Linked DNA regions of Homo sapiens: region 1 is linked to region 2. Evidence: read pairs that join two places in POLR2A ChIA-PET (ENCODE). Cell type or tissue: A673. All regions are shown on one strand.

The links. Peaks named below come from ENCODE experiments on the same cell type or tissue, not always from the same donor. Only the 100,000 strongest peaks of a DNase experiment are listed, where the experiment ranks them.
Region 1: POLR2A ChIA-PET joins it to region 2 with 5 read pairs; 3 of 35 experiments call an interaction of 5 or more read pairs at or near these places.

The regions. Positions count from the first base shown.
Region 1 is chr1:150,963,478-150,965,977 of GRCh38, forward strand. It overlaps SETDB1 (SET domain bifurcated histone lysine methyltransferase 1), which reads left to right. Exons shown (of 22, transcript NM_001366418.1): 20 at 53-264; 21 at 518-606; 22 at 770-1,260. The coding sequence ends at 887. It overlaps CERS2 (ceramide synthase 2), which reads right to left. Exons shown (of 11, transcript NM_022075.5): 11 at 1,709-2,500. Among named protein-coding and RNA genes, the nearest start is that of CERS2, 10 kb to the right of the region's middle. RefSeq lists enhancers at 1,304-1,448, 1,941-2,085 and cis regulatory regions at 1,376, 2,012. In A673, no CTCF peak of the experiment used is centred here; no DNase peak of the experiment used is centred here; H3K27ac peaks cover 288 bases.
Region 2 is chr1:150,241,890-150,244,389 of GRCh38, forward strand. No RefSeq gene overlaps it. Among named protein-coding and RNA genes, the nearest start is that of ANP32E, 7.0 kb to the left of the region's middle. In A673, no CTCF peak of the experiment used is centred here; no DNase peak of the experiment used is centred here.

The DNA of each region.
Region 1 (2,500 bases), 720 kb after region 2:
TGTCTGTTCATGAGTTGGGATGGGTCCTGACCCCATTCTCCCTCCTGTCCAGGTCCAATGAAGCGTCAAGTGGCAGTAAAATCAACCCGAGGCTTTGCTCTTAAATCAACCCATGGGATTGCAATTAAATCAACCAACATGGCCTCTGTGGACAAGGGGGAGAGCGCACCTGTTCGTAAGAACACACGCCAATTCTATGATGGCGAGGAGTCTTGCTACATCATTGATGCCAAGCTTGAAGGCAACCTGGGCCGCTACCTCAACGTGAGACCCCTCTCCCCACCTCTAGATGCTGGATTATCCCATGGTCCTCAGATTTCTTTTAACATACTCTATAAGCCCTTTTCTTGTTATAAACTCTTGATCTCAAAGGATCTTAAAGAGGTAGCTTTCTTTCAAAGCATCTATTATAATGGGGAGGGTCAGATGGCATCATTTTTCTTCCAACTCTCACTCTCCCTGCAAAGCCAGGTTCAGTTTCCCTGGTTCTTATTTGATCCTGTCCTTAAACCTACAGCACAGTTGCAGCCCCAACCTGTTTGTCCAGAATGTCTTCGTGGATACCCATGATCTTCGCTTCCCCTGGGTGGCCTTCTTTGCCAGCAAGTAAGGAGTCAGGAAAGGGGATGACTGGGGAGGGGCAAGGACCACTGAAGTTCTAAGGGCCCCTCCTCCATTCATGATCCAACTCCACCTACATATTCAGTAACCCCAAGTGCCTGGGTTATCTGCTGTCTTTGCCACACACCATCCTTTTCTTCCTCTTCAGAAGAATCCGGGCTGGGACAGAACTTACTTGGGACTACAACTACGAGGTGGGCAGTGTGGAAGGCAAGGAGCTACTCTGTTGCTGTGGGGCCATTGAATGCAGAGGACGTCTTCTTTAGAGGACAGCCTTCTTCCCAACCCTTCTTGAACTGTCGTTTCCTCAGGAACTGGGTCTTCCTGATTGTTGAACCCTGACCCGAAGTCTCTGGGCTAGCTACTCCCCCCAGCTCCTAGTTGATAGAAATGGGGGTTCTGGACCAGATGATCCCTTCCAATGTGGTGCTAGCAGGCAGGATCCCTTCTCCACCTCCAAAGGCCCTAAAGGGTGGGGAGAGATCACCACTCTAACCTCGGCCTGACATCCCTCCCATCCCATATTTGTCCAAGTGTTCCTGCTTCTAACAGACTTTGTTCTTAGAATGGAGCCTGTGTATCTACTATCTCCAGTTTGTATTATTTCTTGAAAGTCTTTTAACAATATGATAAAACTAAGATTGTGGTTTTGTTTCTCTCTCTCAGCCCGATACTCCCAATTCTGGATCTTTCAGTGAGGTATTATCCCCATCCTCCCCTGTGGGCTGCTGTCATTCATCTTCTACCTTGTCTACCTTTGCTTCTTGCATGTGAATTTTTTTAGATGGAGTTCTCGCTCTGTCACCCAGGCTGGAGTGCAATGGTGCAATCTCGACTCACTGCAGCCTCCGCCTCCCGGGTTCAGGTGATTCTCCTGCCTCAGCCTCCTAAGTAGCTGAGATTACAGTCGCCCGCCACCACACCCAGCTAGATGTATTTTTAGTAGAGATGGGGTTTCGCCATGTTGGCCAGGCTGGTCTCAAACTCCTGACCTCTAGTGATCCACCCTCCTTGGCCCCTCAAAGTGCTCAAATTACATGCATGTGAAATTTAAAAAAGAAAATATTACATAACTGCAAGGAAGGCATAAGAAAGACTCTCTTCGTTTATTTAGTTGATCCCCCTTCTCAATTCCTAATAGTCTGACACTTATTGCCATGTTTTATTTAATATTTTTTATTTAATCTTTTAATTTTTAAAAAAAACCCATTAACAGTACATTTTGGTCTAAAATGGTCCCTCTGCTGAAATGCTAGGTGCTAGCCGTAATTCTGGCTTTAAAACCAAAACCCCAAATATTTAATAAATAAAAATTAGAATTAGTTGCCATTCTACTCCAAACCAGCTAGCCTAGCTGAAGAGAAGAGGGAAGGGGGAAGAGGCCAGAGAAAGGAGGAGGCAGTCAGATCTTAGACCTGTCGCTACAGGGACAGCTGAAAGAAGTAGCACTAAGAAAGATCATCCGAGCAGTCCCCAGTACAGCCCCCACTTTTTGGCAGAGGTAGGGTAAGGGTTATGTGCACCCTCCTCCTACCCTCAATTCATTTGTGTCATAGAGGGAGAAAGTTAAAAGCTCAGCTTTGGTTTCTGGCCCAAGTTAGGGAGCTTAGAAAGGTTAGCCTTGGTCCAGCTTTGGCAGAATGAGGCCCACAGATGGGACAATAAGGCACAACCCTGGCTCTGGAGGTCAGGGAGTCAAAGGCAAACAGCTGGGGCCAAATTCTCAGAATAAGGAATGTGAATTGTAACCCCTACCCACAGAGAGCTGAGGGAGGGCCTCAAAAGCAGTAGAAAGGATGACTTGGCGGGTAGGGAGGAAAATACGACCGTCCCCCTCTAACAGAATATAACCAACGTCCCCCTACCTGGGGATAGGCTG
Region 2 (2,500 bases):
CCTCGTGGTTTGCCCACCTTGGCCTCCCAAAGTGCTGGGATTACAGGCGTGAGCCACCACGCCCTGCCTTTAAATTCATACTTCTATTAGGAAATAATTTGGTTGATGCTTTCTTGGGGAATAGGTGATGGAGTAGGAGTTAAGAATAACTACAAGCCAGGTGCAGTGGCTCACGCCTGTAATCCTAGCACTGTGGGAGGCCGAGGCGGGCGGATCACGAGGTCAGGAGATCGAGATCACCCTGGCCAACATGATGAAACCCCGTCTCTAGTAAAACTACAGGAATTATCTGGGTGTGGTGGCACGTGCCTGTAATCCCAGCTACTCAGGAGGCTGAGGCAGGAGAAATGCTTGAACCTGGGAGGCAGAGATTGCAGTGAGCTGAGACTGCACCATTGTACTTCAGCCTGAGTGACAGAGCAAGCCTCTGTCTAAAAAAAAAAAAAAAAAAAAAAAGAATAGCTACAGACTGCTGTTCTGCTCTTCTCTTAACCTTTTCACTTTCCCTTTTCCAAACTAGTTAATTTGCAGTTTAAAGATAAAGGTAGGCCAGTGCAACTAATGCATTTTCTCCAGAGTTTAAACTCACTTGGAACCACCAGAAATCATTCCCACTCATACCACTAAGAAATCCTGTCCCAGAAAACCACCCAACAGGGTCACTACTGCTCTCCTTAGCACTAGGAGAGATGATCAATACCCAGAGAACACCAATAATTCTAGATGCCCACTGTGCTAATATGTTTTGAGAACCTTCCAGGTCAACACCTTTTAAGGCAATGTAGGTTTTTATATTTGTACAGGACCTTAGAGTTAGGGGATATATGTCTATATATTTATATTCTATCTATAGATCTAAAGTGAGTTACTTTTACAAAAAAAACAAAAACAAAAACAAAAAACACTGAATTTTATGAGGTTAAGTGGTGTGGTAAATTGTCTGCAAAAGTAGAAAAATAGTCATCAACAGTTTCTCCCATCCCTGTGCACACACCACACTCCCCCCATCAGGAGGTGGAGTCTGTTTCTTTTCCCCTTGAATCTGGGCTAGTCTTATGACTTGCTTTCACCAATAGAATGTAGTGGAAATAACACTGTGCCAGTTCTGGGCCTATTCCTTAAGAGACCTGGCAGTTTCCGCTTTGCTCTTTGGGAAGCCATTTCTCATATAAAGAAGTCTAACTACCCTATTGGAGAGAGTGGCCATGTATCTTTCATTGTAGATAGAGGCCCTGGGAAATGAGAGATTATGAAGGGAGAGAGAGCCTAGACATCCTCCAGCTGTCCCAGCCAACCAGTGCAGGCCCCAGCCATGCAAGTGAAGTTGACTTGGATCCTCCAGCCTTTTGTCAAGCTGCCCAGCCAACACCATGTGGAGTAGAGACAGGCTATTCCACTATGTTCTGGCCAAATTAAAGAATCTTTCTCTTTTTTTCTTTTTTTTTTTTGAGACAGAATTTTGCTCTTGTTGCCCAGGCTAGAGTGCAACGGCATGATCTTTGCTCACCGCAACCTCCGCCTCCTGAGTTCAAGCGATTCTCCTGCCTCAGGCTCCTGAGTAGCTGGGATTTCAGGCATGCACAACCATGCCTGGCTAATTTTGTATTTTTTTTAGTAGAGATGGGGGTTTCTCCATGTTGGTCAGGCTGGTCTCGAACTCCCAAACTCAGGTGATCCACCTGCCTCGGCTTCCCAAAGCGCTGGGATTACAGGCGTGAGCCATCACGCCTGGCCTAAAGAATTTTGAGTACAGCCAGATGTGATGGCTCACACCTATAATCCTAGCACTCTGGGAGGCCAAGGTGGCCAGATCACGAGGTCAGAAGTTTGAGACCAGCCTGATCAAGATGATGAAACCCTGTCTCTACTAAAAATACAAAAATTAGCCGGGCATGGTGGCACACACCTGTAATCCCAGCTACTCAGGAGGCTGAGGCAGGAGAATCGCTTGAACCTGGGAGGCGGAGGTTGCAGTGAGCCGAGACTGCACCACTGCACTCCATCATGGGCAACACGAGTGAAACTCCATCTCAAAAAGAAAAAAAAAAGAATCTTGAGTAAGGCCAGATGTGGTGGCTCACACCTGTAATCCTAGCACTTTGGGAGGCAGAGGCAGGCGGATCGTTTGAGCACAAGCGTTTGAGACCACTGTAGGCAACATGGCAAAAATCCATCTCTACAAAAAATACAAAAAATTAGCCAGGCATCGTGGCATATACCTGTAGTCTCAGTTACTTGGGAGGCTGAGGTAGGAGAACCAACTAAGCCATGGAGGTCCAGGCTGCAATGAGCCAAGATCATCCCACTGCACTCCAGCCTGGGTGACAGAGTAAGACCCTGTCTCAAACAAACAACAACAACAGCAAAAGAATATTGAATAAATAAAGCATAGTTGTTGTTTTAAACTACTCATTTTTAAGGTTGTTTATTAATTATTAATAAGTAAACAATAGCAATAATAGATAACTAGAAGATAACTAAAACAAGAGGTAGTGATTAG